Regions from separate parts of the Homo sapiens genome. Here all the other regions are linked to region 3. The links are chromatin contacts, found by Hi-C or POLR2A ChIA-PET in ENCODE. All regions are on one chromosome and are shown on one strand. Each heading gives the region's core, a stretch centred on a gene start or an enhancer-like site at or near the end of the contact. The rest is flanking DNA. Distances are from core to core; before and after follow the strand shown.

Evidence for each region. Hi-C counts contacts between places; a loop is a spot of excess contacts on that map. ChIA-PET counts read pairs that join two places held with the same protein, here RNA polymerase II (POLR2A). Pooled maps may share reads with other maps.
Region 1: a loop to region 3 is called in a map with no recorded cell type, with 2.3 times the contacts of the local background. The contact joins two enhancer-like sites. A Hi-C loop is called at or near these places in 1 of 37 single-sample maps with no recorded cell type and 1 of 50 pooled maps. POLR2A ChIA-PET finds 5 or more read pairs at or near these places in 1 of 52 experiments (BJ).
Region 2: POLR2A ChIA-PET joins it to region 3 with 12 read pairs in AG04450. The contact joins two enhancer-like sites. A Hi-C loop is called at or near these places in 2 of 50 pooled maps. POLR2A ChIA-PET finds 5 or more read pairs at or near these places in 3 of 52 experiments (AG04450, PC-3 and WTC11).

What each region holds. Positions count from the first base shown.
Region 1 is chr2:45,468,533-45,471,232 of GRCh38, reverse strand. The region is part of intron 16 of SRBD1 (S1 RNA binding domain 1); the gene reads left to right. Among named protein-coding and RNA genes, the nearest start is that of SRBD1, 140 kb to the left of the region's middle. Within about 2 kb of position 1,297, at least 7 of the 41 ENCODE cell types and tissues checked have a DNase peak (open chromatin) inside an H3K27ac peak, as active enhancers do.
Region 2 is chr2:45,625,344-45,628,043 of GRCh38, reverse strand. No RefSeq gene overlaps it. Among named protein-coding and RNA genes, the nearest start is that of SRBD1, 15 kb to the right of the region's middle. Within about 2 kb of position 1,308, at least 2 of the 41 ENCODE cell types and tissues checked have a DNase peak (open chromatin) inside an H3K27ac peak, as active enhancers do.
Region 3 is chr2:45,133,573-45,136,272 of GRCh38, reverse strand. The region is part of intron 1 of LOC107985809 (a long non-coding RNA gene); the gene reads left to right. Among named protein-coding and RNA genes, the nearest start is that of LINC01121, 120 kb to the left of the region's middle. Within about 2 kb of position 1,357, at least 2 of the 41 ENCODE cell types and tissues checked have a DNase peak (open chromatin) inside an H3K27ac peak, as active enhancers do.

The sequences.
Region 1 (2,700 bases), core at 48-2,547, 340 kb before region 3:
ATGTGATTTTTTTTCACTTTTTGATTTTCAAACTCCCTATAGTGAATATGTATTAGGAAAAATTTGTTGTAAAATGTATAGCCATTAATAGATTTCCCTTACAATCAGAGTGGGACTGAATTTATTTTTAGTCTGGACTTCTAAGTGCTTTCAGTATAAACTTAATACTTATTTTCATTTTGATTTAAGATATGAGTAGATGGACAAACATTGCTGTTTAAAAAATGAAAGCTGTTCAAAGAGAGAATGTTAAATAGATGAAATAATAGAAGCTATAATATTATTTCAATAGAAACTAAAATACTTTTGGTTTAATAACAGCTAAAATGCTAAAGGCAGCGTTCCAATCCTTGTCTTAGGAGATGGGGAGAGGTGATTTTAAAAACACATGCCTGTCATTATTTCTGGAGAGAGAGGCAGCCAGTGTGGTCAAATGACAACATATCCCTAACTGACCCCTAAAGACTTTGCTGGAAAGTGACTTGATGTTACTCCCAAGAAAACACTCCAGAGTGAGAGCAGGATGATGCAGGTTTGGCTCTGTTGAGTTCACTGGGACGTGGGGAATGGTGGTTTAGCTTGGCCTTGTCATATCCTGAAAGCTCAACTTAAATACATTGGATTTACTTGATAATTTTTTCTTCTTTGGACTGTGTTTTCGGTACTTTCATGCTCATTAACACCTCCATTTGGTAATGAACACACACAGTAAAGTAGGAAAGACTCAGAACAGTGCTCTTTCCTCCTTTGTGCCTCTCTGTTAGATCATTTGGTGATGATAGAGAATGAAATGGTTGGCCAAAATAAGTTTTTGGAACTGTTATTGGATTCTATATCCAGGCCATCTTTATTCTTCATTATTGTGGATAATGAATAATTACTGTAAAAGGAAAATCATCTTCCCAGCGGAAATTTTTCACAGTAAAACCTCAAAGGTGGGAATTTGCATTTTCTTTCATTCCTGCTCTGTGGAATCAATTCTATGTAAAAACAAATCAAAAAAATAAAAAACAAACTGTTTTATAGTCAACATGTAGAGATTATTAAATGGAGTTTTAGTTTAGGTCTAAATAAAGTAAGGTTTCTTGCCTGTTCTACAGTGTTTGCTCAAATCTTTTAAAACATTTTAATTCCTTAATTATCATAGTAAAGTGGGATACAGAAAAGAGTCTGTCCCATGCCCGGTCACCTAGGTGACTTTTGTTTGGATTTTTGCCCCATACACAAAAGCAGTATTTTGAAATAGAGAAAACACAAAGGTGAAACAGAGGAAATTGTTCTAAAACTGAGACATTATTTACACAGGTGAATTCTCTGCCAAAATGGTTTTGCAATGTTGTCCCTTGACTCTAAGGCCCAGGATATGGGCTGTACTGAATCTTTGCTTTACAGGGTATTATGAGTGAAATTCAGACTTAGCCTTGCAATTCAGATATTTCATTCACTTGTGACAAAGCAGAGACCTAACTGAAGGAAAACAAGTAATTGACCTTGACTAGGTGTATGAACCCAACTCATGTGTTAGAATTTGCTATTTATTCCTTAAATTTCAAGTTTTAAAATTTCTTTTCTGGGTATTTTTCCCTTCAGGATGAATTATGCTTCCTATGTTGAAATACTAGCTTTAGTTTTCTCAAGTTCCTGGAAATCACCAACAATGTAATAAGCCATGTATACACACACATAACCTAGTGTAACACCATTACTTATCTTTAAAAGAAATGTGAAATGATAGCATGATTTGAAGAACCTTTTACCAATAATGCCTTAAATTAAAATGACATATCTAATTTCCTTTATCTTTTGTTTGCTTACTCTGTGTATGTCATTGACCTTGGCAGTGAAACTAGATCCATTTCAGTTTCAAGTTCACCTTCTAGTTTTCGTGTTAGCACAGAAATCACTGTTACAGTTTCTAAAACTTTAAGTTACTTTCAGTGTTTAAAACTAATAATTATATGATCATTTAAAAAATTATATATAACATTAAAAATACTATCATGAAAGAAAAGATTAGTAAATTCTACTGCATTAGAATCTAAAACATCTCTCAGTCAGAAAACAATATATAGACCATCCATAGACAGGGAGAAGGTATTATATTTACAACACATAAACTATAAATGATACAGAATATGTAAAGGTCTCTTGCAAATCAAGACATGAAAAGACAATTCCAGAGAAAAACAGGCAAAGGCTATGAACAGGCAGTTCACAGAAGAGGAGATACAAAAGAATAATAAAGCTATGAAAAAATTTCTCTCTCTTACCATGAATGGAGGAAATGCATGCTAAAGCCATAAACCCTTCAGGCTGTCAAAAATTAGTCTGATAATTCAGATGTTAGCAAGCATGTGGAACACTTGGAATCTTGTACATTATTTATAGCAGTATAAATTGGTACCACCACTTTGGAGAGCACTGGAAGTTAACAGAGCTGGAGATGAGAATTCTCTTCAACTCAGCAATTCTGTTGCAGAATGTATATAGCCTAGAAAAATTCTCTAAAATGAACCTAAGAAGACATGCACAATAAATTCATTGAGACTGGGCACGGTGGCTCACACCTGTAATCCCAACACTTTGGGAGGCCGAGGTAGGAGGATTGCTTGAGCCCAGGAGTTTGAGACAGCCTGAGTGACATAGTGAGACGTCATCTCTACAAAAAAGTAAAACAATTAGCTGAGCATGGTGGTGCAC
Region 2 (2,700 bases), core at 59-2,558, 490 kb before region 3:
CCTCTGGAAGGGGGAAGGCCCAGCTGACACCTTGACTTTGGACTTCTGGGCTCTAGAATTGTGAGAGAACAAATTTCTGTTTCTTGAAATCTCCCATTGTGTGTTAATTTGTTGCAGCAGCCATGGGAAGCTAATTCAGAGGGCATGGGCTTGCTGAGGGCTTAAAAGAAATAAAGATCCAAAAAGGGGAGTCTGGGGGTCAGAAAGAGGAGCTCGTGGACTCTGCAAGTTTGCTTGGAGTCTTTCTTTAGCATCCCAACTTTGACTGTAAGAGGGCCGGTTAGCCTGTGCCTTGCTCCATAGCTAAACACAAATTCATAAGTTCTCCTCACCACACATTTTATCCTGGTCCTAGCTAGAGATAGTGCCCCTCATCTTGGTCAATTGTCTTCAAATGCATGCCCTTGGACACACAAAAGCCAGATAAACAGTACAGTGGATTGTTCAGTACAAACATTTCTCCTTCCTGGGAGTAAAACTCAGGAATGTCTCTCTATGAGCTTTTAGGCTTCCATAAGAACGGGACATTTGGTAGATTCACTCCTCTAGGTGAATCTGCTCAGGTAACTGACATAGTTGGAGATTCTGGCAGAGCTAGGAGTAGAAGGTGGAAGCAAAGGAAATAATATTTGTTGTGCAAGTGTCATGACCCCGGACCCATGTTAGATGTTTTACATACACAATCTCATCCAATCCTCACAAGAATCTCATGAAGTAAGTAGTCGTAGTATTCTGTTTTATATATGTGAAAACTGGCCCCAGAAGGACATAATGTGCCTATATTCACACATCTTGTAAGTGATGGAAATAGGATTCCTGGTGCTCTATTGGGTTCCAAATCCCATGTTTTTCACGCTAGGAATTTCTGCCTCCTTAGAAAAGGTTTAAGGTTGAAGGCAAAGGATGAATGAGGGAACCTTTGGGTTCAGGCTTCTCCATCATTCTTTCCCCATAGACAGCAGAAAAATATCTTCAGAGTCCCTGGAAAGGAGGAACTAACTCTGATGAAATGAGTCTGGAGTGATTGTTTAAGAAAGAAATACCACCCTGTGTATGAAATGACACAGAGCTTTCACATGGCTCGCTGGAGACCTGGGCTCCTAGGTTACCTCGGGACCACTGATCACTCAGAGATGAAAAGATAACGAGAGTATTTGCCTATCTCGGGCTTTCGGGCTCGTTTCTACCCAGGCCTAGTGACCAGTGCAGGTGTGAGCCAAAAGTTTATTTGAAAAAGGAGGCTGCTCTATTTACTTTTCCTATTCTAGTTCCCCCATTCCCCCAATCCACCCTCCCTCAGCCTGTAGGACACATTATCCTGGAAAAGGTATACTCACCCTGTTTGAACTGGGCCATTAGCTTTCAGGGGTGGCATAACTAGGAACAAAGCCAGAGTCTCCCTTTCCCTCCAAATATTTATAAGAAATTACCCAGTGAGCAGAAGCTAAGCTTTTAAGAGAAAAAGGTTCAGCTTACCACAGGGAATATAAGGCTTTAAACACTCACTTTCCCGGTTATTATCACCAATTTTTCTCTTGCACCCCCACAGTTTCAGAAAATCACACTTCCTTCTCACTGCCCCTTATCTTCCTTAGAAGATAACTGGTTGTTGTTGTTTTTTTTTTTTTTTCCAGTAAAGGAAACTGTCTAAGTGTCTGATTTTCAAATCAAGCAACCACACACTTATTCCTTCAATTAACAAGTTTGGTTCAGAAAAGGCAGGTGGAAGGCTGTCTCTGGAAAGGCATGTTGTAAATACAGATTGAGACTAGTATCTCCTTCACTGGTTCATTTGCTCTAATTAGGCTTAAAGTTTCCCAAAGACTCTTCTGGTCATCTTCCAAGCAAGATCTATTCACCTGAAGTTCAGCTTTCCTGTGACATTTCTCCTAGAACATGAACAGGATCCAGGCACCAAGTCCCTGCCTAACTAGTTAGTTACCAGCTGTGTGATTCCAAGTGAATCACTTAATGGCTCTGAGTCTCAGAGTCCTCTTCTATACAAAAGAGGCAAGTCATTCCTGCCACCTACTCACAGTGTTGGTCTCAAACCAGAGAAGGTATGTGAAAACACATAGAAAATGTTAGAGGTTGGTGAAGATGTAGAATAACATAATTGTGAAAATCCTCACCCCACAAGGTGGGTGGGTAAGCTGTCACATTTTTGTTCAGGCTTCAGCACTGGGCAGAGATCCTGAACTCCAATACCTTGTAGTTTCATGCAGAAGGAACATCTCTTTATATCCATTTAAGCTAAGAGCTTAGCTGTGATCCACTCTGAATTGCAGATGGAGTATCCTAAAACAGAATCCCAAACCCTGAGATCCGTACGGAGACATCTTTTCTTCCCATGTAGGGACCTCTGCAGCAACATTTCTGACAGCATCATCAAGCCTCAGATGAGACCCTTCTGTTAAATCTCTTTCTGGGCCCCTTTCTCACATGGGTCAGTTATAACTGTTAGAAAGTGATTTCTAAATAAGAACCCAAAGCTACTTTCACCATTATTTTGCCTCCTGGAATCACATACAGAAGGTTTGCCCACTCCTTCATAGGCTGGAAGATACTTGTACACAGCCATCAGGTCCTCATTAGACCCGCCCTACTTACCACCTCAAGTGTATTCCACATGTGACAGGACTTCAAACCTAGTGCCCTCCTGGCTGTCCTTCTTGGGACATACTTAGGTTTGTCAGTGTC
Region 3 (2,700 bases), core at 108-2,607:
TCACAAAAGCACTTTCCTGATTAAAAAAAAAAAAAGAAGGAAGGGTGAGGAGGGTTGGGAGAGGATCTGAATGCCCCCATCCCTATAAATAAAATAGCCACCAATGTACCCCCTGTTGGCGAAGAGAGATGAAGGGAAGCTCCTTGTTATTACAAATAATTAACTCACTGGTGTCTCATTAAGATGAGAACAATTAATTCTGGTGAGGAGGAAGTGGGAGCCCACAGATAGGTGGTCCTGTAAAGTGTCCACTGGGCATAGAGGTCTGCTGACCAATAATGGCTTTGATGTTCAATTCTTTATACTGGCAACCAACACAAATTCTCTGTACCGCACAATTTATGATTGAATTCATTTATTTAGAGGGTGGTGAAAATCTGATTCTCTGGAACTTTCTGCATGAATGTGAATACTTCCCCTCCTCCCCCCACTAATTGTTTTCTAATAACAATCATTTATAGAGCAGTCACTATATGCCAGAGACTTGCAAAGGGCTTTATATAGCTTATGACTTGTGGACCCTCACAACTGTGTAAGTAGATATTATTATCTTTATTTTACAAATGAGGCAACTGAGGTATGAGGAGGACAGTAACTCTGGATAGTAACCAGGGTCCCTCAGATTCAAGGTAGCAGTTTGACGCAGAGCTTGCCTGCTAAGCTATTTGCAGCCCCACTGTCACATCATCTGACTTCAAATTATACTGCAAGCTACACAATAAACATAATACATAGTAAACCAGAACACAATAAACCATTCAGCTAGGAAGCTTCCCCCTAACTCACACACCTCCATTTTGCCCAGATTGTGCATAAAATAAATGCTTTAGATTGACTGGTTCACCTGAGAAATGAGAGACAGTTGGAAATTCAGAACCAGTCTGTGCTTTAAGCCTTTGACCACCCTCTGCAGACGTCTTCTTTTGAGAGTAAGGTGAGGGTGGGGTTCGTTTTAGGATCTTGAACCTGCCCAGAAACTTTCTGTCTCTTCTATTGTCAGTGAAGTTCAATGTGGGATTTGAAAGATCCCACCAAATGCCAAGCATTTGAAGATGCTAGGAAAGCATTTGCAAATTTCCACCAGCCACGTTGCCTGTGGTTTGCAGATTTATTTGCTCCAGGTAGAATGTTTAGAATGTTCTTTGGGTAAGGCCAGCCAGCTCAGGACCTTCCCTTCTCTCAATGTTTACAACTTCTTATTGTCTCAGACTTTCTTCAGCCAGGTTCTCATCTGATGGTTGAGGAGAAAGAGCAATGGAAGAGTCAACAGATCCCTCATGAATGGCTTGGTGCTTCTTGCTCAATTAGTTCCCGTGAGAGCTGGTTGTTAAGAAAAGCCTGGCACCTCCCAGTTCTCAGTCACTTCCTCTCTCTTGCTCTCTCTCTGGACTTCCTGAGCCAATATAATCATGAAGGCAGCAACCGTTTAGCAGTATCTAACTTTAGATGCAGACAGCACGGAAGTAGGGGACTGTAAAAATGAAGTATAAGCTGAAACCCTGCAAGGCAAACTTAACAATCATGGGGGAGAATTATAATTGTTCTGTGACCTTTAAAAATTTTGTCAAACATTAAAAACACTCTTACCCTCAGTTATAAAAGTATAGTGAATTGAAAACTATAGTAAAACCAATATTTACTCAATACACTATAATTTAAAACATTAAAAGCGTGAAAATTAAAATGTTTTGTTTCTTTGTTTAAAAAAAAAAACCTAGTAAGTGTAAACAGTGCTTGCTGGCTTCTCATTGTAGAACTTATGATACAGAGTAAGCCCCTTTTATATGCCTTGCAAACTGTTCTATGTTCTCTAAGTTTGGATCAGCTTCCAACATTTTCTTATTTGTGCTTTCAATATTGAAAAGAATCTCTGAGGTTTCCTTTCATGGGAAGATTTTTGCTGGTCTCACTTCCTCTGGGACATGGATATAGTTTGGTTTGTTTGACCCCACCACATCTCATGTTGAAATTTGATCCCCAACGTGGGAGGTGGGGCCTAATGGGAAGTGTTTGGGTCATGGGGGTGGGTCCCTAATGAATGGCTTGGTGCTGTCCTCAAGGTAATGAGTGAGTTCTTCCTCCATTAGTTCCCAGGAGAGCTGGTTGTTAAAAAGAGCCTGGCACTTCCCCTCTCTCTCTCTCTCTTGCTTCCTCTCTCTTGCCAACTGATCTTCATACACATCTGGCTCCCTTCATCTTCCACCATGAATGGAAGCAGCCAGAGGCCCTTACCAGAAGCAGATGCTGGAGCCATGCTTCTTGTATAGCCTGCAGAACCATGAGCCAAACAAACCTCTTTATAAATTACCCAGCTTCAGGTATTCCATTATAGCAACACAAAATGGACTAAGACATCATTATCCTTTTCATCACAACCACTCTCATTTATGTCACTAAATTCACCTTCACTGAATTTCTTCAGCTGCATACAGTCTTTCAAATAATGGCAAAGTCAATATTCCCATGGTCATTTATTCTATAAACTCCTTCGATGTTGGATTAAAATTTTACTTCCATTATTATCACTTTTTTTTCTTTGCTGCACTTTCCTCTTTCTTGGCCAATTCTCTCTTTTGAGTATCCTTTTCTGCAAAATATCATGTGAGTTCATTATTGGGACCCAAGAGGCAACACAGCTATATGCTTTGCTGTCTGTGCATTTACTGAATAGCAGATGCACCGTAGGTGATATAAGTGGTC